5 separate regions of the Mus musculus genome follow, and all the other regions are linked to region 1. A link is a loop called in an ENCODE intact Hi-C map of the cell type or tissue named here. Cell type or tissue: left cerebral cortex. All regions are shown on one strand. Region 1 holds the start of Eif4g2 (eukaryotic translation initiation factor 4, gamma 2). Region 2 has its middle 38 kb from the start of Gm33098. Region 3 holds the start of Ctr9 (CTR9 homolog, Paf1/RNA polymerase II complex component). Region 4 has its middle 36 kb from the start of Gm33145. Region 5 has its middle 34 kb from the start of 1700012D14Rik.

Region 1 (5,000 bases):
TTGTCAAACTTTTCAGGAGTAAGCTTATTTAGTATGCTAGGGGGAAAACACAAAATGTGACTTAATATTTTTCTTGAACTAAAAAAAGAGCATTTAAAATTTGACTTTTCCTTTACTAGGGTCCTAAACAAGAAAATGTTCCTCCCCCTCCCCAACTTGAGATTTCCATCATGTATTTTAAAATCATTATTTTTTGACCCAATCCCCCCATGTTCTCTAATTTATTCCTGAACTTAAGACTTGCCTTGGAGTGTGGCTGACATATCAACTGATACTCTCCGGTGGGGGGGGGGGGGGATCCCTCTCCCAGCAGCATGTATTTGCTAGTAGCTTCTTGGCTAGGAGTAGGGCTTTTGTCTGGCTTGAGCTTATGCAAATCTTGTGCATGGTATTATAGAAGTGTTCAGTTTTCATCCAGAGATGCTGGAATCACTTCTCAGTTACAACATCTGAATTGTATTTGGGCTTTCCCGCTGTTTCACAAGAAACTTCTCTAAATACTCAAGAGCAGTAGGTTTTCATTATATGGAAGTGACCATGAGTTAAGATGGTTATATTACCCATGTCACTGAGTTACACACTAAACCAACAATGGAAATGCCATCACTTCCAACTTGTAGGTTGTAAACAAATAAACCTTGCTGTCAAATACCAGTAGGCTATACTTCTGTTTAAGATTCTTTAAAATATTGTTGATATTTGAATCCACTACAATGTAATGGATGCCTAGTGAATCTTGCCAAAATCATGCCTGAATTTTTCAATTCACATACTAGAATATAGTTCACCACCACTTCCCTCAGAACAGACTTTGGCACTTACCCTCTTACTTTCCTGAAGATTGCATCATGTCGTTCTTTTTCATTTGCGGAGTTGTTTGCTGCGGAGTTGTCATCTCGTCTAGTGCTTCGTGCAGGAATCCATTTCTGAGCGTTTTGCCCTGGGGTTTTCCCCAGGAACTCGCTAGTTTAATAAAACATTGATGAAGTGGCTTACAATTATGAAAAAACTTGAACACAGCATCCACTCACAACAAATACCATAAAACCCTAAAACCGCTAAACAGAGGGGAAAAGGAGCCACCAAACCAAAGGCTTTACTTCCCCCCCCACAACAAAACAATCCTAAAAATTTTTTCAAACAGCATCAGAATTGTCCAGATGGTATCTTAAAACAGACTCGAAGGCCCATTCCCAATTTCTGTTCTAGTAGGTTTGGGGTAGTACCCAAAAATTTCCACTTCTGAATATATATATTCCCAGGCAATGCCAAAACTGCTGGCCCAGGCACCAAACCTTGAGACTTAATACTAAAATGCTTAACAAGCAAATTCCACACAGACCACTTCACAAATACCCTATAGTAGGGATCGTAATTTTGAAATACCAGCAAACATAAACCAAGAGGATGAAAAGCAGTTTGGAATTATGAATCCACATCAAGATTACTGATGACTTCCCAAGAATTACCCTGTTAGCATGGAAGTCTTTAATCAAATCGACAGTTTTAAGTTAACTGTCTTTACAAGTTTTACCATACCTGTTGCCAGCAGTCTTGGGATAGTGCTGAGGTGCACCCCTACTTCCTCCTCCGCCCGAAGAAGCACTATTCAAAAGAAAATTTTTACTATACCAATTATGCCTCACTTGGAAGGGAACCTATTTATATTTTAGAAACTGCGTAACAAAGTGAACTTTGGCCTAAAAGAAAGTGAACTGGAGGCTAGAGATGGCTCAGATATTCAAAGCAGTTCAGTTCCTAACATCCACATGGCAGCTCACAACTCCAGTCTCAGAGGATCTGATGCCCTCTTCTGACACTGTACACAGAAATGTATGCAGACATACATTCAGACAAAATAATCCCCCACCCCACCCCTGTAATCCATTTACTCTTTATTCTAGAACCACAGCACATTAGTGGGAATTGGTAACGACTTTGTTTTTTGAGTCAGGGTTTCTTTGTGTAGCCCTGCCTGTCCTGGAACTCACTCTCTAGACCAGACTGGCCTTGAAATCAGAAATCCGCCTGCCTCTGCCTCCCAAGTGCTGGGATTAAAGCCGTGCGCCACCACTGCCAGGCTTTTATGACTGGCCCTTTCTGAACACCCCCTCCAATGTATCTACTACCCACTCCCAAAACCATACCTGAAACGAGAAGCACCCCCTTCTGCAATCGCACTCTCCACTTTGGCGGCTTGACAACGAAGAATCTTCAAAAGAATAATATTAATGGATGGGGTGGGGAGGGGAGGGGATGGTAGAAATGAAAAGCCTGGAAAGAGAGAAAACACCAAAATTAGGTACTGCCATACTGAGCTATAAACTTTCAAATATAATTTATTTCCGCTCCCAGCACTGCAGCTGGTTGAACTTTCACTGCATTGCAGCCCTCAGAAGACTAAAATAGAACGAAGTCAAAACCCACAAATACACAATAAAACCTGTTTAGCCCCGTGGATTCTCTTAGTATTCAAGGATGCAAAGAACAGCTTTTGTGAGAAAAATAAAATGAAAAAAAATCTGGATGCTGCCTAGGAAGCAGCCGTATTATGGGGCCTTTAAAATTAAACAGAAATGCTATCAAGACCGGCGGTGCTACAAGGGATATGTCTGCGGTACTAAAATGGGTGGCCGGGGTGGTGACAGGCCGGCCAGAGCCTCACTACCCGGTGTTGGGCAGCTTTTCCTCCGCTCGTCTTTATAAGCCCTTCCTTTTACACAGGGCGCGTGTGGAAAGCCGCCGGAAGGCCGGGGCCACAACACAACATGGCAGCAGGCACCTCCGCCCCACTCCGCGCGAACAAAAGAGCAGCGAGTTCCTCCCCCAGGCCCAGGCTGGCTCAGCTTCCGAGCGGCGTCTAGCGAGGGCCCAGGCCTGGGCGGGAGGCGCCCCCTCCGGGCCGGCCCTTTGTTCTCCCGCAGGAAGGCGGCCTCCTGCCCACCCGCCGCCTCCACCATAAATCCCCCGGCTGACAGCGCCTCGGCTGCCAAGGCCCACAAAGGGACCGAGACTCGCTCTTGGCGTCGCCCGAGTGGGACATCCCGCAGTAGGGCCACACACCTCCTCCCCGCCGGGAGGCCGGGCTCCGGACTCGTCCGCCTCGCTGGTCCCGCGCCAACGGCCGGGCCCTGCCGCGGGCCGCGTCCCTCCCGCCGAGGCGCGAGGCCTGCCACGCTCGCACGCTGTTCCCGGATCCCACGTCAGGATCCCGGCTGCGCCCGCCACTCGACCGCACGTCAGCCTAGCTCTTCGGTCGACACAGGAAGGAGCGCGGAGGCCATAGATTTCTAAGTAGCCCAAAGGCAGAGGAAAGGCCGCCCCGCCCGGCTCCGCCTGCGGCCGCCATTTTGTTCCACTCGACAAGAAGCGGCCAGGGGCGGCGGCCATCTTAGAGGGCTCCGCTCGGCGGCGACTCCACTCACCTTCACCGAGAACTCAGCAGCTGCCACCGCAGCTGCCTCCTCTGGATCCGGTCGTCGGGGACGGGGAAGGGAGGGGGAAGGGGAACGGAAAACAAAAAAGGGGGAGGGAAGGGGGAGGAAGGAGACGCGGCCGGCTTGAAAGTCTCAGCTCAGAGGAGTAGCTGCTGCAGCCGCCACCTGGTACCCGCCGCCACCTCCATAGAGCTCCGGCTCGCTGCTGGCGCTGAGGCGTGTCTGAAGCCCAACTTATCACTCTGAGGCGGCCGACCCACTAGAGCCTCCCCGAGTGGCTCCTTCGCTATCCAATCAGCAGCCGGGCTTCCGTCCGCTACCAATCCGCGCAGGGCGGCGGGGAGGAGCCAGCGGGCAAGCTCGGTTGCGGCGCAGCCTCGCCGCAGTGCGCAAAGCCATATTCGCGAAGGCTCTGGGGCCAAGCCAGTGGCGTAAGGGCGGCGGGCCGGCGCGCTGCGGGACTCTTGCGTAGCGCCGGGAGCCCAGTGAGTGTGCGCCGCCGGGCCGCCTGGTCTTCCTGGGCCGGCGCTTTGTTCCGGAGTCCCAGCCTCATGCTTGCATAGAAGAACCTTTTCCTCGCCTCTCCTCCCTGACCCGCCCGGGCCTGGCGTCCTGAGGGCTCGGCGTGGCCTTGCGGCCTGGCCTCGGTTTAGCGTCTGGGAGCTTTGCTGAAGAGAGGGACGTGTGCCCATCGATAGGAATGCGTTCTGTTTGTTGGTCCTCCATCTGCAGAGTAACGAGAAAAGGATCAAAGGAAGGGCTTTGTATCCCAGGCTAGAGGCAGCTTTAACTCAAATGCTCGGCCTGCTGTCACCGAGCTTGACCCAGACAGTATACTAGGCTGGCTTGAGAAGTGTTTGCAGAGCGCGGGCATTTGGAAATTGCAAAGTCATTTTTTAAAGTTTTTCCTTCATTTTTAACAAACATTAAAGACGGGCAGCGCAGTGCTTTCATTTTATTTAAGGGCTATATAGGAAAATGAAGCATTTCAAACTATACTTCCAGGTGGTATTTTAAAAGATGGGTTATGTATGTATGCCACAGTATGCAACATTTTAGCTTTCCAAAAATGAAGGTATGTAAACGAGAAATGTCCCATCTCTGTTAAGCATGCATTTTTTTTTTTCAATAAGATGGGTTACTAAACTAAAGCACGTGTGTTTTCAACAGTCATGGCTTGGAATTCATTCCCAAGAGCTGGGTTTTCAAAGACCCAAACGTAATTTGGCATGTCTTGGTGTTGAAAGCCCTAGTTCTTAAATAGAATTTTCAGCAGACAATTGTACTTTCCTTAGTATTTAAGTCTGCTGAAAAGTGTGGCTTTGAAGGTTTATAATTCTAGTAAACTTAGGTCTTTGCCTTAGAATTAATGCTATTAAATAAACTTTCACTTAAACTAAAAACTGTAAAAACCATTTTTATTTGGGGGTTAAGTGTAAAAAAGAAAAGCATTTTTTAGGAGAGGGGCAATTTTTTTCAATATAAGAGATTTTGCTTTGTATATATAACTTGTATGGCTTTATAACTAGTAGAAATATATACTGTGATATTTTAGTTTTTCAC
Region 2 (5,000 bases), 91 kb after region 1:
CTCTGTCATGGCTTTCCTTAATTACTGTAATGATTTCATGTAAATGTAATGTAAAGATTTCAGCTTCTGAAAGACATTTATAATTTCTAAAAGGTATGCCTGGCCATCCTTACAAGACTCAGAAATGGGTAATTTAACTTAAGAATGTCTCATGTAGAATTCTTTGGTTGTAAGTAACAGAAAACTCTTCATCCTCTCAAGTGCTAGGACTCAGGCAACCATCATCATGAGAGGCTTCCACTGGTGCGATTTGAGATCTATCTGACATCTCCCCTCTCCCCCCACCTATCTGTTGTGAAGCAATTGTTACAATCAAGTCAGCTAAAATACTTCCTGTCTGATACAGTTGCCTTGTGTGCTCGCTCATGTGTGCCTCTGGCCACCTGCACATGTACATTTTGACAGTATGTAAGAAACAATATACTCTTGTTAGTTATAGTCACCATGTTGCACATTAGACCACTGTCTTGCAAAACTGAAATCTTGTGTCCTTAACCATCTCATACTCATTGTGGGTTTTATCATTCTATTCTCTGCGTTTATGACTTTATATATAAGGAAGATTATATGGTGTTTGTCTTTCTTCCTCTGACTTTTTCCTCTAATAACGCCTTTCTGGTTTATCCATATTGTTACAAACAATAGGATTTTTCTTCCTTAAAAAATCTTTTATTTGGGTTGGAGAGATGACTCAGAGGTTAAGAGCACTGACTACTTTTCCAGAGGTCCTGAGTTCAAGTCCCAGCAACCACAGGGTGGCTCACAACCATCTGTAATGCTATCCGATACCCTCTTCTGGTGTGTCTGAAGATAGCTACAGTGTACTCATATACATACATAATTAAACTTTTTTTTTTAAAGAAGTGATTTTGAAGTTTAAAAAATATTTTATTTTTATTTATGTGTATGTATGAATATCACTGTGAGTATGTGCCACGTGTGTGTGAGTGCCTGTGAGGTCCACTGGATGCCCTGGAGCTAGAGTTACAGGTGGTTATGAACTGCCTGACATGGGTGCTGGGAACTGAACTCAAGTCCTTTGAAGAGGAACAAGGGCTCCTAACCACGAACCATATCTCTTGCCCCAGGGTTTTCTTTTTAAAGACTGAATAATATTCCACCTCCATATATGTAGACACTGCATTTTCTTTGGCATATGAGCTTCTGGAGAATAGAGTCAGGTGGTTCCACAGGGGGGTAGCCAGGGAGAAGAGCCAGAAGAAGAGTCAGTTAGTGTTGCATAGCCAGGACAGCCAATGCTCAGAACAAATGGTCCTTTGGTGTCACCCTCCCCTTAGGATAGTTTATAGTCTGTTTTTGTTTTTATAAAAGCTTAACTCACAGCCTTCTACAAGACAGAGAGAGGAGTGCTCTTTGTAAGAGAAATATTTGCCAGTCACTGCTCCGAGAGTGAGAACTTTTCCCTCTCTCATATTTAGGAAATAAGCTTGTGTAAAACTGGGAAAACAATTTCCATACTACATACCCCCAGAAATAATCTAACAAGGTATTGTGCATAGTTTGCCATAGTTTTATTTTTTAAGAGTTTATGTACAATATATAAACCATTAAAATTAAAACTATGCTGTATATATGCCATAGTTTTATATATATAACACCTTGAATATATGTATGTGCACAGTATGCATGCCCAGTGCTTGTGGAGCCCAGAAAAGGAGGGTGAATTCCCTGGAACTGGAGTAACAGGCAGCTGTAGACATCCATGTGGGTTCTGGGAACCGGGTTGGGTTCTTTAGCAAGAGCAGCCAGTGTTTGTAACTATTGAGCTGTTGCTCAAGTATCTGCCTTTTTATTTTTTTATTTTTATTTTTGAAATTATTACTATGACCACCCGATAGTCCTCTGAGGGACATGCCACTGCTTTCCTGTCTCTCGATAGCCTTGTGAAGACAGGCTGTCCTGGGAAGGCACCACTGCAACAGATATCAGCGTGGACCCGTGCGGCTAGTTAGTTCTTCAGCGTGCACTCAGCAGTGGTTTTTCCACCCTTGCAAGGCCAGTCTATGGTATTTGAGCTTTAAAATAGCAGCTGGAGAGCTGGCAGAAAAGTCTAGCATGCTAACCCTTCTCTACGGAACATTGAGCATCTAGCGGTTTCCTGGGAAAGGTCTCCAGGAAGACAACTGAGCTGATCTTAAAAAGGCATTGGGCAGTCTGATTTTCTACTTATTTCTTCATCTAAGAGGCAAAAAGACCCATTTCCCTTGATGGTTATTGCTGGTTTGTTTTAGAGTCATATCAGGCCATTAGTCATGGATGACCATGGTTGGGGGTGGGTCCCTTACTGAGGCTGGGAAAAGACTCAGAGTGAAAACTAGGGCAGACTTTCTGAAAGAGGCGGGGCTTGATTGGTGTGATGATTAATCTCGAATGCCAACTTGATGGGATCTAAATGACCTAGAAGACAAACTCTGAGCATGCCTAATGGAGGCTAGGTTAACCTAGATTCTTGCTTCAGACAAGGACTTATGTTTCTCAGATTGGTGGGGGATTTGCTATGTAATTGAGGATGCCCTTGATCTTCTGATTTCCCAGCTTCCAGGATCACAGATATGTACCACCAAGTATGTGCTACTGGGGATCGAACCCAGGGCTCTGGGTGTACTAGTCAAGCCCTCACTCAATTGATCTATACTTCCAGGTCCCTAAATTCTTTTTCTGATGTTATGAGCTGGATTCTTTAGGACATGAACTGGGGCCCAGTTTTGGGAATAGTCTTTGGTACCTTTAGTCTCTCGGGAAGCATCCGGGGTGAGCTGCAGGTTTTTTTTTTTCCAATTGCCATCGCCACTGGGTTGTTTTGGAAGTTGCAGGATTTAGTATTCCTGGGCTGGCATGGCCTACTTGGTTTCAGTGGGTAAACACTTAAGTCATTTGCCTGAGGCTTGTTTTGGCTGAGTCTCTGAATGGTAGCACCTGCAGGTGCTTCCCTAGGGATGAACAGTCCCAACGGGAAGGCTCTCTTTCTCCTTAATGAGAACCCTTAAAGTGCAAGCAAATGAGATTGCTGGGTGCAGAGGAATTGTGACAGATAACTGGGCCTGGGCTGTGTTCCCACTGTTGCAGGAAGCATAGGCAGTGTTATGGATCGGGGCCTTTAGAAAGTGATTGGATCAGGAGGCAGAGCCCTCACGAATGGGTTTAGTGGCTCTCTATAGGAGCTTGAAGAACATGCCTCGGTCCCTTTGTCCTTCTGCCATGTTGTGGTTGTGGAACAAGGACTCATGGTTTATGCCACAGATGCCTAAGTCACAGATATAGGAGGCTGACTAAACAGTCAGTTGAAGTGTGCATGCTGACATGAAGGCCGTGAGACTGGAGCACAGGGCCAGTTCTAATTGTGAAGCCCCACTGGCTTTCTAAGGAGAAAAAACCAAAACCCCAGGAATGACTTTGGAATTGTTATCGGGTATTTAGTTCACTTAGCAGTTGCATTCAGGCCTTTCCAGACTTCCTCTATCAGGTAAAACCAGGAATTAAAGAAGCATGAAACACTTCCACTTGAATTGTGAAGGAAGGCTTCAGAAATATTGCCTCTGGTGGGTCACGTGAAGGCATGTCCAGCAGCAGGTCCAAGCGGGTGGAAAGGACAGATTTCAGAGCACTGTCCCCACTGTTTAAAGTTCCCCTGGGCTAAGTGTCTAGCAGGGGAACCACAGTGGCACCTCTTGGCCTTGTGCTCTGGACTTTGCACAATCCAGGTCCCAGGAGCTAGCTCAGTCTAACCCTCACGAAGATGGCCTCTGTAAGAGTGAACTTTCACAGATCCCATGCTGAGAAACACCCAGAGTAAGCTCTGGCATGTCTTTGAGATCTTCTTGCTAGGGTTGAAGAGATAGCTCAGTCAGTGACGTGCCTGCTGTGCAAGGGTGAGGGCCTGAGTTCGATCCCCAGCACCTGTGTGAAAGGCCAGATTTGGGGGTGGGGGGCACTTGTAATCCCAGGGCTAGGAAAGTGAAAAGGGGCAGGAGCTAGGGCTTGTTAACCAACTCATTCGGTGAGCTCCAGGTCAGTAAAAGCCTCTGTCTCAAAAAACAGAGTGGGTGCTAGAGAGATGGCTTAGCAGTTAATCGTCTTTCCTGCTCTTCTAGACCCAAGTTCTGTTCCCTGCCCCCACACCAAGTGGTTCTCATCCACTTGTAACTGCAGGTCCAAAGAATCTGATGCCCTCTCTGGCTTCCTGGGGGCATCCAAATGCATGTTCACAGACACACACACACACACACAGACAGACACACACACACACAGACACACACACACGTAAGTAAATAATCTTAAAACAAACAAACAAAAAGAGTGTATGACATCTGAGGAGTGACATCTGAAATTGACCTCTGGTTTCTCTTTACACACACAAACACACACACACACACACACACACAGAAAGAGAGAAAAAGAGGGAGAGAGAGCTATGCATGCATACTTACACATAATGCACACACATACATTGCATATACATACATGCACATACACAGACACACACACAAGCTCATGCACGCATGTACAATTCTCATGCCAAGGGCAGGACCTTCAGACTGCTTATTTTGGTCCCCAGCACCTGCTCCAGTTCTGGCTCACACAGGTGCCAGCGTCTGCTGGAAGAATGCTCAGATGGATGCGTGCTGCTAGGCTAGCACCAGTTCCAGCTGTCTGCAATCCTGTGTGCCTGATAATCTCAGTGCATAGTGCTATAGCTCGGAAATGAATGGCCGTGAGCTGCAGGCTTCCAGAGCGCAGAGGCTGCAGGCTTGGACACTGGAGTCAGACACAGATGGGTCATTTTGCTCAGCCTCTGACTATTTTTGTGATCTCAACCCAGTCACTTGATCTTTGAGCTTCTGTTTCCTCATATATATATAAAATGGCTGTCATAAAGTCTACTTTATTTGACTATCAAGGGAATGAAATCAGATAACGCCTATAAAATGTCCAGCTATGTCCCTGGCACATACTGAGTGATCAGTAAACAGGCTTGTCTG
Region 3 (5,000 bases), 53 kb before region 1:
AAATCAAGTTCCCCTATTAACCAAACATCGAGTTCTATATTATCAAGATATCTTTGGTTACCAGTAAACAAGAGACCAAATGTCTGACAGGGACTTTCATACCAGGGAAGCTTTGGGTCATGTAAAATAATCACCACTGCCTACCACAAAGTGTGTGTGTGTGTCTCTGTGTGTGTGTGTGTGATTCGTTATAAGCTTTGTCACGATTTAAGCAGAAGTCAGTGTACTTCCTAAAACAATATCCATTAAATGCATGTGAGGACATTTGAAATATGGCTTATCCAAGTGGAGGATTGACTTTAATTGTAATTAATTGAAATTATGGAAAACTGAGGTATGTGACTCCTCTTCCAATTGTAGATATTAGAAAATCTAAATATTGACCCAAATAAAATTCATCAACTAAATTATATATATATAAAATACATGCTGGATTTCCAAGACCTAATAGGAAAAATGATAAAATATATTACTAAAATTAATTTAATCTGGCTTTTATATTTTAATGTGGTTGCTAACATTCTTTAAATTATGATGGGCATAGGTGGCTCACCCAGCACTGCACAGGCAGAGACAGACAGATCTCTGTGAGTTCAAGACCAACCTAATCTACATAGTAAGTTACAGGCTACATAGTAAGACCTTCTCTAAAAAAATTTTTTAAGATTACATATGTAGATAGCACTTTATTTATTTGGCAAGCACTTATTCAAACATGTAAAAATAGTTACACAACCATTAAGTCACAACATAAATTGAATTCAGGGGCTGGAGAGATGGTCAGCGGTTTAAGAGCACTGACTGAATTCAAAATCCAGCAACCACATGGTGGCTCACAACCATCTGTAATATCTGATGTCCTCTTCCGGTGTGTCTGAAGACAGCTACAGTATACTTACATATAATAAATAAATAAATCTTTAATAAATAAATAAATTTAATTTAGTTTCTTCTCAAGAGTTTTAAGAGAGTTAAGAGGAAAACTATAAATGAACTGGCATTTTTCATAAATACCTACGAGTGAAATATAGCTGAAACTAGGTTGGAGCTTGAAGCCAGAGAAGATGAAGAATCAAGAAAAGATGGCAAAGAGATAATAGTAGCTTTGGCTCAGCAGAAGAAATTGGGAGAAAGAGCAGTGAATATCTTAAAAAACACTGGCTAGCAGGGATGGAGGGGGGCTCTGTTTTGAGACAGGATCTCTCTATTCTGTAACCCCAGATTAGCCTGGAACTCCATGTATAGAGTAGAATGGCCTAAATTCAGCGCTCTCCTCCTGCTCCTCCCTCCTAAGAGTTGAGATTAAAGACATGTGCCACCACACCCAGTTAAACTAACCCTTTTTATTCCCCATTTGGGGGGGGGGGTTCGAGACAGGGTTTCTCTGTAGACCAGACTGGCCTCAAACTCAGAAATCAGCCTGCCTCTGCCTCCCAAGTGCTGGGATTAAAGGTACATGCCACCACTGCCCGGCCTATTCGCTTATTTATTAAGATCCTTCCCTTGTTTATTCCAAGCACAAGAAACTATTTAATACTCTTCTATAATGAAATCATGAGCTAAAATGTTTTTGAATTCTATAATTTCATTATTTAGGTTTAATAGAATTCTTTTGATTTTATTTAAATCAAACCTAGCAGTTCCTTTTCATTGTGCTCCTAAAGAAATATAAGTACATTAAGAAATATATATAAGCCAGGTGCCCAAGCATATGCCAATAACTGCAGCAGTCAGAAGGCTGAGGTCGGGAGTTTCAAGTCAACCTGGGATACAGAATATCTCAAGAAATAAACAGGGTCTGCAAAAAGTTGCCTGGCTCCAACGCTGTCTATCTGAGTTCGAGCCCTACGACCTTCAGAGTAGGAGAAAACTGATTCCCACAAGATGTCCCCTGCCCTCCATTTGCCACACCATCGCTCGCATGTATCCATATACAAATATGTAACGCAACAAATAAAAATAATAATCCGTGCATTATTACCATAACTTCAGAATTCACTGATTATGTCTATTTAAACTAGTCACAACGACATCACCAGTGTGACTTGCACAAACTGGCTGGGACAACACAAAACGACTGTAAAGCTGATAAAAGATTGAATTATCCCCCAAGAAGCTTAAGTGGCCGAAGAGGCAAGGCACCGCCCATAGAATTCGTCACCAGAGGCCCCGCCCATAGAGGCGTGGTTTCGCCTCACCACCACCACTCCCCGCTCCGGCGCGGGTCTGTGAGGAGCTCAGTTTGGACACCTTAGCGGCAGATGCCGCGTTCCCGAAGGCGCTCGGTCACCTACGGCTGACACAACAACAACCTCAGGACTATCAGTCTTTCCAAAGAAGGACGCATCAGAGCCGCCAGGCGGGCGGAGCTCGCGTGGGACACGCCCTACTGGTAGTGCTTCCGGGACAGGGGGCGGGGCCTCCGGAAGTGGCCGGTCGCGGTCTGAAGCTCGTTGTTTCAGCGGCGGACAGCAGAGGAGAAGCTGGTCTCCGGCAGCTCCGCTGGGTGTGAGGTGTGGTAACCTCTGTAAGGCTGGAAGCCGGGACTGCGATCTGCCGAGCGGCGGGGTGAGAAGCGCCTGCTTTCAGAGCTCACCATGTCGCGGGGCTCCATCGAGATTCCCCTCCGGGATACTGACGAGGTGGGTGCCGAGTGTGCAGCGGGGGAGGGCTATGAACTTGGACGATCCCAGCGCCGATTTTGCTCCGCTTGGTTTTTGGAGGGGAGAGCCGCAGCCGAGCTTCTCGGCCCAGGCACCACTCAGCTGGTCACCTTTCTGGCCGCAAGGACTTCGGGAAAGTTCGCCTGCAGCCTGCTCCTTGTTGACAGTCGGCTGTCTTCCGAGGCGCAGGGGTGTGAGCGCCGAGTAAACCTCACCTCTTACAGAGGGGAGTCAGTGCCCCAGGGGCTACCTGCTGCTCCAACTTGGGATTTGTTTATTTTTTTAAATCTCCCTGGGTATCTGAGAGACGGCTCTTAATGCCATGGAAGAAAAGTCTGTCAAGGCACACTATTAACACAGCTCTCTGGGCGAGATAAGGGGCCCGAGATTTAGCCGCTCCTGTGTGCTGATGGCAACGACCCACTTTCATCCATGGCGTGTGGTTTGTCCGAATAAAGCTCCAGCGTTGCCTCAGTCAGACTAGATTTTACACACTTTTATTTTCGATCGAGGTAGAATTCATTTCTAAAATATGGTGGTCTTGGGTACATTCCAGAATATTTTTCTTCTAATTGTTGGTGCCCACATTTTAGGCATGTATGTGACCCACGATACTGCCTCCGTGATTTAAGTGACCGTTGGTATTCAACTTTGCCTGTCCTCTGGGATAGAGTTTCTCAAGCTCTCAGACCTATGGCATCAGTGTTTCGTTGGCCTATGGGTTGTACAAGGTTTCATTTTGGTTTTGAGTAAGCAAGTCGTTGAGAATTTTATAGTTTTAGCGATGTGAAGAACGACCAACAGGATTTGCCTGCTTTTCTATGCTTTGACCAAACCAGACTACAACCTGTTTGCCATGTGTTTCCTAAATAGGAACATGTATTAATTAGTTCACTCCATTGAAAGTGAGTACATACCCTTTGTGTATGGGCATTGATGAGTATTCAAAACACGCAGAAGAGAGAAATTGTGAATTTAAAAAGGAAACGAAACGTTTATTCTGTGTTTTAGGTCATTGAACTTGACTTCGATCAGTTACCGGAGGGAGACGAAGTCATCAGCATTCTGAAGCAGGAGCACACACAACTGCACATATGGATTGCCTTGGCGGTCAGTATTCCTAGAGCAGATTTTTCTGTTGACTAAAAAAACATAGGATTTTGGTTCTCAAGTACAGTAATAGCCCACAGGATTAAATCTGTTGTGCATGATTAAATCATCTGTATGAAAATTAGTAGCAGCAGAGGCAGGTCGATCTCTGAGTTTGAGGTCAACCTGGTCTACTTCCAGGACTGTGATGGCACGTACTCACGAACAATGGTTATATTCTCATTTATGGAACAGTAAGGTCAGTTTCCCAACTACAACTCTACTGGTAAATTAATGTCTGTTGATAAAGGTGAGAGATTCATTTAAGGTAAATAGTTCTCTATATTGAGGTTTTAATTACTTCGTGGTAATTCAATGAAACTTAGCTTATGTATAGATAGAATAAACATTACTTTCCATAGCTTTTCTTCTAAAACATTCTGGAAGGTGATTAGGCTCCAAGCTAATGCAGAAGAAGGCCCTTTTGCAGTGAAATTTATCTCGGTATCACGTTTTTTGTCATATTTGTTCCTGCCTTCATAATATGAATGCTACTAGAAATTCTCAGCAAATTCAGTGTGGGAACCTATAATTTTAGACACTCTACTCCCTGGCATTATGTTTCCTTTTTATGAGCAATTGTAAGATAAACTATACTCACTATTCCTAAACTTGTATGCTACAAGTGGCTTTCATAGAAAGATACATAAGAAGTTCCAGCCGGGCGTGGTGGCACACGCCTTTAATCCCAGCACTCGGGAGGCAGAGGCAGGCTGATTTCTGAGTTCGAGGCTAGCCTGGTCTACAAAGTGAGTTCCAGGACAGCCAGAGCTATACAGAGAAACCCTGTCTAGAAAAACAAAAAAAAAAAAAAGTTCCTAATGTTACCTTGATGGTCAGAAAAGTAGGTTTAGAATTGGGCACATATTCTGCTCAATTATGCTATGGATTGAATCTAGGTCCTTGAAAATACTGGAACACTCATCTTCTAAGGTGTATCCCCAGCCTTGCTTTTACCTTTTATTATGAGGCAGAGTCTCACTAAGTTTCCCAGCTGTCCTTGACCTTTAGTCTTCCTGCTCAGCCTTCCAGATAATCATCTTAAAAAATATATAATTGTTAGTGCACATTGTACCTATTAATGGATTTCTCTATATGCATATATTGTGTGTTGGGTCATATTCACCCTCCTAAGCTCCCTCACTTCCATACCCTGCTGTATTCCATCTACTTTGAGGAGTTTTTTTT
Region 4 (5,000 bases), 170 kb after region 1:
GATGTAAATGAACAAATGTGAGCATATATATAGTAATAGCAGGGTGTGTACAGAATTAGAAATCAGCTGTGCAATTAAACAGCCCAGGGGCTTAACTCTGTCTTGTCATTTAGTAGCTCCATGACCTCAGACAAATTATTACATTTCTCAAAGATATTGTTATCTGCAAAATACAGACCATAATAATATCTACTTCATAATCTCTTGATGGGATCATTCTGTCTGACACATGCTTGATGTTCAACAAATGGTAATTTAGTTGGCATGCTATGAATATACCTGTTATAAGGCATAGCAAAACCACCAAGTCAAATGGCTTATAATATTCCTAGGAGCTAAAAAAGCCAGCTATGGTGGCACATGTGCTTGGAATCCCAGAAAAGGGATGGAAACCAACAGACCCCTGGGTTGACAAGCATAATCTACTGGGCAAGTTCCAGGCTACTGAGAGACCCTATCTAAAAAGAAGGAAAAGTGGGGGCTTGAGAGAGGGCTCACTGGTTAGACCATGCTTAATGCTTTTGCAGATGACCTACATTTAGTTCCTAGCACCAACACCAGGCAGTTCACACCTACCTGTAACTCTGGCTCCTGTACTTTATTTTGGCCTCCATGAGCATCCACACACATATGGCATTTGCTACAGACACAGGCACATTCATGTTAAAAGAAAAGTGGCCAGTGCTTGAGGAATGATATTTGGAGTCGACTTCTGCCTTGTACGTGCACACATGTGTGGGGACACTCCCTCACCCCAGCACAGTTGTCCCCATGTCCAGTGAAGACTTACTTTGGTTCTGGTTTGAGAGTTCTTGGTTGTTGGTCCTTTCACATTGAGCCTATAACTCAGACAGAACACCAGAACAGCATGGCTGGGGCTGTAACTAGCAGAGCTGCTCATAACTTGATGGGCAGGAAGCAAAGAGATGGGGAAGGACCAAGTCCTAAGATCAGTTAAGAGTGGACTCTAGAGGCTCTGCCAGTGCCTCACAAATACAGAAGTGGATGCTCACAGCCATCCATTGGATGGAGCACAGGGTCCCCAATGAAGGAGCTAGAGAAAGTACCCAAGGAGCTGAAGGGATTTGCAGTCCCATAGGAGGAACAACAATATGAACTAACCAGTACAACCAGAGCTCCCTGGGATTAAACCACCAACCAAAGAGTACACATGGTAGGACTCATGGCTCTAGCTGCATATGTAGCAGAGGATGGCCTAGTTGGTCATCAATGGGAGGAGAGGACCTTGGTCCTGTGAAGGTTCTATGCCCCAATATAGGAGAATGCCAGGGCCAGGAAGGGGGAGTGGGTGGGTTGGTGAGCGGGGGTGGGGGGGGTGGGGGTGGAGGTGGGGATGGATAGAGGATTTTTGGAGGGGAAACCAGGAAAGGGAACAACATTTGAAATGTAAATAAAGTAAATATCTAAAAAAAAAAAAAGAGTGGACTCTAGAGAGGTCATCTCCTCTTATAGGTTCCATCACCTCCCACTAGTACTACAGATTGATGACCAAGCCATGCCATTAGCACATGGCTTTTTTTGGAGGGCGCACATTTAAGATTCAAGTCACAGCATGTGATTACTCTAGAACTTGCATTCCAAAACCAGGCAGTGCCTCAACAAACTGAGACAGGAGGGTGGCAGGTTCAGTTTTTTTTTTTTATCTTTCATAGCAATGGTGACAGACAGCAAGGTGAGGTCAGAGAGACACCAGGCCACCTTTCCTTCCCTACATCTGCAGTGTGCTCTCCAAGCAGAATCCACACATCATTCTATCCTTTGCCTTCTCCTTTCTGAGTCAGTACATAAATAGATGACTTCTGGAGCTTCAGGGAAGCCCAGATCCACACATTAGGCAGGAAGTTATGTGCTTTCTTTCCCGGATAACTGTCCATAATGCATTCAAGCCCAGAAAGAAAGGATGTCAGAATTTGTTCAAAATCCATCAATCGGACCATTTTCTCAATGACAAACAGATGGCTCCTTTGAGTTATTCAGAGGGAGAACATTCTTTTCCTTTTGTTCATCTCAGTTTTTATGGTTTAAAAGAATTAGTGTTTAATCCCAATTCTAAAATTGTTAATTAGTTTGTATTTGCCTCACTAAATCTGTTAAATAGATTTTTATCGCTTCAGCTCTGTCTCCCTGGCAGCATCTGGTGTCAAGTTTGCAGAAATAATGTGGGTCTGAAAGAAAAAAAAAATCCAAACCCAAACCCAGAGGTTAAACCATCAGGATGACAGATGTGACAGCATTAAAGAGAAATACATCACCCTAAAGCCTTTATTCCCATATATTTTGGGATCAACCTAAACAAGAACCACCATTCTCTGTTCCATTTCACTCCCCAGGAGCGCTGTGGCCCAGGTCCTGTTTGATTTATGTATGCTGTTAGACACTGATGAGGGCTGCCAGGGAGCCCTCAGCCCTTCCCAGATACAGGCTTGGCAAAAGCAGGAGGATATTTCTGTTACCCTCTTACCCCAACCCTTATCCTCCACGTTCAATTCAATGATCTGTAAGAACTAAGCCATGCAGGCAAAGCTCGCCAACAGGCAGGGGGCAGCAGAGAGCAGCGCAGCTAATGGAAGGCAGTGTCCAAGTAACAGCTTTGTGCCCAAACCACTGTGTTGCAACATAATCAAAGATAGCTCATAATCTGGGCTCAGAGGTTAACAGCCTGTCTTAGATACTCCCCCCGCCCAGAGGATTTGAGTTTGGTTTCTGTGATAGTTTGTATATGCTCAGCCCAGGGAGTGGCACTATTAGGAGGTATGGCCTTGTTGAAGTAGGTATGTCACTGTAGGAGAGGATTTTAAGACTATCATCCTAGCTGCCTGGAAGCAAGTTGTCCACTAGCAGCCTTCAGATGAAGATGTAGAACTCTCAGCTCCTCCTGCACCATGCCTGCCTGGATGCTGCCATGCTCCCACCTTGATGATAATGGACTAAATCTTTGAACCTGTAAGCCAGCCCCAATTAAATGTTGTCCTTATAAGAGTTGCCTTGGTCATGGTGTCTGTTCACAGCAGTAAAACCCTGACTAAGGCAGTGCCCAGCATCCATATCAGGCTCCAGGATAAGGATTCAGTGCCTCCCTCACCCCCACAATTAAAAACAATAGTTGGTGATTTAATTCTAAGAATGAGAGTAACAAACAAAAGCTGCCCGGTAGCCAGTTTCTCTGTGGTAGACACAGAACTGTTCACAAATCCCCAGAACCTGTTACCTCGCATGGCAGAGGGCTTTAAAGGTGTAATTTAGTTAAACATGGGAGATGCAGAGGCCCTAAATACAACCAGGAATTTCTTTAGAAGAGAGAGCAGAGGGAGATGAGAAGATGGAAGAGAAGGCAACAAGATGTTGGAAGCAGTTTGACACAAAGTGAAGATGAAAGAAGAAGCCACAAGTCAAGACATACGTACATGGATGCTAGAAGCTGAAAACAATTGTTCTCCCTAGAGTCAGAGAGTACTGCTAGCCTTTGACTTTAGCCTAATTAAACAAAACTTTCATTATTGACTACCAGAACTGACGGAGAATACAGTTTTATATCACACTGCTTTGTCATAGCAGCCATCAGGAACTAATGCCACGTCTTTCTCTTGCATGGGACAATAGTCCTCTATCCCAGCACTAGAAAGTATTTTTCAGGGGTAAACTCAGGTGGCAGAGATGAGCATGATGAATTCATATCGTTCAGGGTAGGAATGGACTTCAAGCTCTAAGCAGACGTAGGTCTGACTTTCCTGCCCTGGAAGGTTGGAGAAGAACATTTCTGAACATCTTAGACCAAAAATAATAGAAGAGTCAGGAGTTCTCTGCATAAATATCTGCATAATCAACATATTTACATAAGTATTAAGAGGAGGTGAGAGTAAGGTGGAGCCCGCAAGTCAGAGGAGGTGGAGAAGGGAGTCAGTGAGAAGAAGGTGAATGGGGAAGAGGGCAAAGGAGCTGCCTCTCAGGCAGAGCCCAGCTCTGGCGAGTCAGGAGCCACTGTCCCCATGTTGTTCAAATCAACACTGACGTTCTTTATCGGACACATGCGGCTTCTAGGTAGAATTTCATTTTAGCAAGTTTCAAGAAGTTTCTCTAGGATAGCTTAATTTTCTGTGTGTGTCTTTAAAAAAATATTTTTATTTATTGCATCCTGACCATGTCTTTCCTCTCTTCTTTCCTCCTAGTCCCTACCCCACCTTCCTTTCCCCCAGATTCACCCTTCCTCTGCTTCCCTTCAGAAAAGAACAGGCCTCCCAGGGATATCAACCAAACATGCATATCAAGTTGTAAAAAGGTTGTTAACTCCTCTCATATTAAGCTAGAGCAGGCAGCCCAGAAGGAGAAAAAGGGTCCTAAAAGCATTCAAAACGTCAAAGACAGCCCCTGCTCCTACTGTTAAATGTCCCACAAGAACACCAGGCTACACAATCATAACATATATGCAGAGCGCCTAGTCAGACTCATGTAGGCTCCCTGGCTGTCAGTTCAGTCTCTGTGAGCCCCATAAACCCAGGTTAATTGATCCTGTGGGTTTTCTTGTGGTATTTTTGACCCCACTGGCTCCCAAAATCCTTCTTCCTCTCTTTGGCATGATTCTTTTTAACTCTGCCTAATATTTGGCTATAGGTCTCTGCATCTGCTCCCATCAGTTGCTTGATGAAGCCTCTGTGATGACAATTATGTCAGGCTCCATCCAGCACAATTCTTTACATACCTTGAGAAAAAAAATCATGGTCCTCATTGTAAAACCACTGAATTTGATAGAAGAGAAAGAGGGGAATAGCCTTGAACACATTGGCATAGGAGACAACTTCCTGAACAGACCACTTACAGTGGAGGTACTATAATCAGCAGTAAATAAATGAGACCTCATAACACCCAAAAGTTTCTGTAAGGCAAAGAACACTATCAATAGGACAAAGCAGCAGCTCACAGAATGGAAAAAGATCTTCATCAACTCCACATCTGACAGAGGGCTAATATCCAAAATATGTAAA
Region 5 (5,000 bases), 75 kb after region 1:
TTCTTTAGCAAAGTCTTGAAGCTGTGTGTACCTTCCTCCTAGGTTACCTCTTCAACGTTCCCTCCACCTATCAGGAGAAGTTGAAGACTCCGTTGTGCACATGTGCAGGAGGAGAGACGACGAGGGACGAAACACCTAGTGGCAGAGCTGAAAGAACAGGCTTGCACGTGTTCCTGCTTTTCTGGGATCTAGGCTTCACCTCTTTAAGCTCCTGCACCCTCCTTTATGAAATGAGGTGGAAAGCATCTTTCTCAGGGCGTGGCTGTGAGGACCCATGAGACCGTGTAAGCAAAGTTTCTAAAATAATGTGCGGTGAATTTCTTCATAAACAGTCTTAAGAGTAAGCGCATCAACAAATCCGGGCAAGCTGGATTGGCGGTGTAACAGAGATTCCACGTGGGATGCCTCACACAATTGTCTATGTTTGTTTCTTCTTCCTGCTCAGACTTCCCAGATAGACTTTTCTAACCTCATCTCAGGGAAGCATGAAGCAATGGAAGCAACAACAGGTTTGGAAAGCTTTAGTTTCTTTCCTTGGCTGACTAAACCTGCTGCTGAGAACTGGCCTAAGAAATACTCTTAAATAAGTCCCAGGTGCTAAGATGCGTACTAGAGACTCCTACATGATGGTAGAAAAACACCAATATCCACTAGTCAGGTCAGTTATGGCAATTTCACTAAAAGCAGTGGTTCTCAAATCTTTCACAGGGGTCACATATCATACATCCCACATATCAGATATTTACATTACAATACATCACAGCAGCAAAATTACAGTTATGAAGCAGCAATGAAAATAATCTTATGGTTGGGGTCATCACAACATGAGGAACTGTATTAAAGGGTCACAGCATTAGGAAGGTTGGGAAGCCCTGCTAAAAGGGCTACTCTGCAGTCACTGAGCTGGTGCTGGGGAGATGGCTCAGACAGGCATGAGGACCTAAGTTCAATGCCCAGAATCTACACAAAAAAGCCAGATACAGTAGTATGCATCCAGTAGTGGGAGGTAGGGACAGGGAGAGCTCTGGAGTTTGCTGGCCTGATTGGTGAGCCCTAAGAGAAGAGACTCTGTCTCTAAAGAATGACACTAAACCAAGATAAGAAGCTCCCAAGGATGTTACCTACCTGAGGTTGTCCATGAACGTCCACATACACCTGGACACACACATACTCGCACACACAAAGACAAGCATATAAAATATGAACACACACACACATATCTGCACACACACACACACACACACACACACACACACACACACCCCAAAGACTATTCTATGTAGTGACATGGCAACTGTTTATGATTTAGCATTAAGTCAAAGGAGGCATGCAGAGTCCTGCCTATGTTATGACATACTATGACAGGTGTGTGTTCATGTCAGAGGCACCTTTAGGCACCTTCTGGTCCCCTGGGTACTCCATGTATATTAATATTATACACTGGCTTATGGAGAGGATTCTCCAATCTATTATAACTTGGCTTATTTTTTGACCAGTTATAGATGCTTGGCTAGGAATCTTTGAGATGAGCAGAAATTGAGACGAATTTTGATAATGTCCAACTCCTGTTGATGGGTGAATAATCTAATAAATATTAGCAACCAAAAAAATTGAAATAAATATGGGATGACCCTTCCTTTCCTGTTGATAAAAAGCATTGCCAAATTTTGTTTTGTTTTGTTTTTGTTTTTTGAAAAATGGTCTCAGCAAGTCAAGAGATGAGCCTAAAATGTAGCTGCCTCAGGTGAGGGAGGGGCTCTAGAGATTAAAGCTACCTTGGAGGCAGGGCCAGGGAAAACCCTATTGTGAGAACCAAAAGGCCCGGTGAGACACTCAGGGACACTGGAAGCTATCTACAAGCTACCCAGAGGCTGGCTGACTTACAGAATCCTCACCGCAGCCCACAGGGAAACTGTTGTGTCCAAAACAGATCGAGCCAGAAACACGTGATAAGACAGTCGTTTAAAAAGAGAAGTTTAAGAGTCACCAAAGGGCCAGAAGCAGCTGTGACAAGGGATTAAGAGCCCAGGAGGTGAGAGCAGAAACAGGGAATCCAGGAATTGGCTAGAACAGGTGCTGCTTGGGGTCCTCCTGGGCAAGCTGAGGGAGGAGAGCAGTGGAAATAAGGGTTCGGGGTAGGGAGTGGGGGTAAAGGTTCCCCTGAATTTAAGGGTCCTCACAGACACCAACAGTATACAGAAGACCATTCAGAAATCTCTCACCCTAGCTTGGGCTCAGAATGAGAAATCAAGACAGAAATTCCCCTGGTGAATCAGGCTGAGCCCAAGGGGAGGGGAAGGCTGTTTAGAGATAAGGATAAACCCTATTGGGTGCTTAGGTAGAGAGACAAGTCTAGGCACTGGAGCCCAGGCTCTGTGAGTCCTGCGTGCTCAGGCCTGAATGAAAAACTAGGTTTGGGGGAAGAGACTGGCTGGTGAATCACAAGTCCCAGATGTGGGGCACACACTGCAGGCAGACCGTGGCTGCTGTCAGCAGATTTGACCACAGCCTGGGTTAGCTGACAGGCTCAGGACACCGGCCCTGGTTTTAGGCCAGAGAAAGGAAGAACTGCCCCTGGACCCTCCAATATGAAAGCCACAGAGCCCCACAGAACTCCATCTGGGTGAGCAAAAGTATTCAGAACCAGGCTTTACAAGTTGGTTTTATGATGCATCTGGGCTGAAGGTGAACCACCCCAGTCATTAGCTCACTTCCCCTGGGGCTGAATTCCGCAAGGAGCCAGGGGAACGGGTTTCTCCAGCACACACAGACCTGTCCATCAATGTTTGCTCAGAAAAATCCTTGGCACCTCAGAGGCTGTCCCTGGCTCACCTCTGAGACCATGTGCTTTCTCTTGCAGGCAGTTTTGCTGGCTGTTCCCGTAACGGACAGGACAAAGGGACTATATTAAGGCTTCCCTGGGTTAGACAAGATTGGAACACGTCAGATGGCCAACTGCTAGCACATTGTGGTGTCCAGTATCATATATCTTTTCTCCCTCCCTCCCTCCCTCCCTCCCTCCCTCCCTCCCTCCCTCCCTCTCTCTTCTCCTCCTCTATCCTCCCTCTCTGTCTTTCTGTCTCTTTCTCTGTGTCTGTCTCTTTCTGTTTCTGTCTCCATTTCTCTCTTCCTCTCTCCCTCCCTCCCCCTACCTCTCTTGGTGTGTGTTCTTTAAATTCCAGCTTAGCAGCCACATGATTTAGGTTACTTCTGTCCTCCTAAAATAGGACTCTGGCCACGTCTCCAATGGAGGCCCCGGCAACACACGGGTGGGCTGGCTGCCAGGGCTGGCGGAGGGAGATGTGGGCTGGAAATAAACTCATCGTGTTTGCTTACAGCTTCTTCCCCCCACCTCACCGGTGAGTCAGATGGCTTCTCACCCCACATTTTGCTCTTACCCTCTTTTCTCTTCAGGGGTGGGGGTGGGGTGGAGGATGCTGTCAGGTTTAAAATACACCCTCAAATTATACGTATTTGTATGCCCATATACAACAGGGACTTGTTCTTTCTTTAATGCAATACAGAATTATTTTTGGCTTTTTCAGGTTCATTCTGTTTTAAGTCATCCTTGGCTAGGAAGTGAGCGCCAGGAGTTGAGAGAGTGAGATCTCAAGTCCCCACCCTGCTCCTTAGTAACTGTGGCATTTGGGGCAAGGCAGTTCACCTCTGAAAGCTTCTTTCTCAGCTCTCGGCCTCCCTTGGGCAAGGCCTTCTTTGTAGCCCCGGAGTATGACCCTTGACCTTCATTCCCCAGGCTTGTCCTGACAGTGGGTTAGGTCTGTTTTATAAATGTTTTGGAAACGTGTGCCATTCCTGGGAGGGGTACTTCTCCCTAGTTTATCTTCTCCACCTCCACTCCCATCTGTTTCTCCGAATTCTTCACAGTTACTCAGCCGTGTCTGTGAATGAAGTGTTGGGAACCGGAGACAGGCCATCTCTATCTGGTTTTCAGGATGCACTATCTCCAGAATGCCACTCACAGCATCTCTGTATCTGCTGCTTCCCAGAGGTGGTTCATAAATTCCCAATGTGTTTGTTCGTCACGTGGTGAAATCCACCATTTCTTGCTTTAGCCACATTTAGGTATCCAGTGCAGTGACCTCAAGTATGTTACAGTGCTGTGGAATCAGCTCCTGCGCCATCTCTAGAACCTATTTATTTTGTAAAACCAAGACTGCATCCAGTCATCTAGCTCTATAACCATTTCCCCTCCCCTGCCCTTTCTCATTGAGTCTGACTGCCTCAGCTAAAGGCAACCATACAGTTTTATGACTTGTGTCTTCAAGGATCATCCAGACTGTTTTGTGGGGAACTGAGAGAGAAGTTTTCAGAACATCTCAAAATTAGATAGAAAAGACAACATTTTTTCCCAGAAGCCACTGTGAAGGAAAGACTGAATGGACTATACACTACTTTATTTAGGTATTTTTTTTTCATACATACATACATACATACATACATACATACATACATCTTGCAGGACCACAAAGTTACTTTCTTAAAACAGATGTAAAACCATGTGGTCTATCTGCACAGCTGGACCTCAGCTGAGCATGCAGAAACTGAAAGACACCAGCATATGACGTGTAGAATGGGATTACAGCTTTCTTCCCAAATGTTTATTTCTCTTTCACAATTTTCCTGGCGACCAAAGAGCCCCTGAGAAAGAATGCTCGAGCCATTCCCACAGATGGAGTTCAGGCATTGTGACAGTCACTCCTAATTGTCAGTTTGGCTGGATTTATAATCATGTAGGAGACACATCTTTGGGCATGTCTGTGAGGGTGTTTTCAGAGAGGATTAGCAGAGGAGGCAGGGACGATGTACCATGGTGGGGACCCATTCCACAGGCTGGAGGGGCCGGTACTGGATTAAAATGGGAAAAGGAGAAAGCCAGATGAATTTCCACAGTTGTCTCTTTGTTCTGCTTTTGGTCCCTGGGATGTGAGCCAGCAGCCACGTTGCTACCACAGATGGGAGCTGGTCCTACTGTCATGCTT

The links. A loop is a pair of places that touch in the nucleus more often than their neighbours do. Peaks named below come from ENCODE experiments on the same cell type or tissue, not always from the same donor. Only the 100,000 strongest peaks of a DNase experiment are listed, where the experiment ranks them.
Region 2: it touches region 1 in a loop (2.1-fold over the local background); 2 of 42 quality-filtered maps call a loop at or near these places.
Region 3: it touches region 1 in a loop (2.6-fold over the local background); 3 of 42 quality-filtered maps call a loop at or near these places.
Region 4: a loop joins it to region 1, with 2.2 times the contacts of the local background. A loop is called at or near these places in 3 of 42 quality-filtered maps.
Region 5: a loop joins it to region 1, with 7 times the contacts of the local background. A loop is called at or near these places in 10 of 42 quality-filtered maps.

Annotation. Positions count from the first base shown.
Region 1 is chr7:111,079,360-111,084,359 of GRCm38, forward strand. Eif4g2 (eukaryotic translation initiation factor 4, gamma 2) reads right to left here and starts at 3,671. Exons shown (of 22, transcript NM_013507.3): 1 at 3,426-3,671; 2 at 2,148-2,274; 3 at 1,540-1,605; 4 at 823-963; 5 at 1-36. The coding sequence starts at 2,188. In left cerebral cortex, a CTCF peak has its summit at 2,905 (motif pointing left); DNase peaks (open chromatin) are centred at 2,882, 3,060, 3,324, 3,760 and 1 more place; H3K4me3 peaks cover 3,135 bases; H3K27ac peaks cover 2,634 bases.
Region 2 is chr7:111,169,920-111,174,919 of GRCm38, forward strand. No RefSeq gene overlaps it. Among named protein-coding and RNA genes, the nearest start is that of Gm33098, 38 kb to the right of the region's middle. In left cerebral cortex, no CTCF peak of the experiment used is centred here; DNase peaks (open chromatin) are centred at 3,025 and 4,697.
Region 3 is chr7:111,026,540-111,031,539 of GRCm38, forward strand. Ctr9 (CTR9 homolog, Paf1/RNA polymerase II complex component) reads left to right here and starts at 2,412. Exons shown (of 25, transcript NM_009431.2): 1 at 2,412-2,642; 2 at 3,675-3,773. The coding sequence starts at 2,598. In left cerebral cortex, a CTCF peak has its summit at 2,363; a DNase peak (open chromatin) is centred at 2,324; H3K4me3 peaks cover 1,858 bases; H3K27ac peaks cover 1,104 bases.
Region 4 is chr7:111,247,281-111,252,280 of GRCm38, forward strand. No RefSeq gene overlaps it. Among named protein-coding and RNA genes, the nearest start is that of Gm33145, 36 kb to the right of the region's middle. In left cerebral cortex, a CTCF peak has its summit at 2,559; a DNase peak (open chromatin) is centred at 2,564.
Region 5 is chr7:111,154,237-111,159,236 of GRCm38, forward strand. No RefSeq gene overlaps it. Among named protein-coding and RNA genes, the nearest start is that of 1700012D14Rik, 34 kb to the left of the region's middle. In left cerebral cortex, a CTCF peak has its summit at 148; DNase peaks (open chromatin) are centred at 102, 1,922, 2,411, 2,878 and 3 more places; H3K27ac peaks cover 1,567 bases.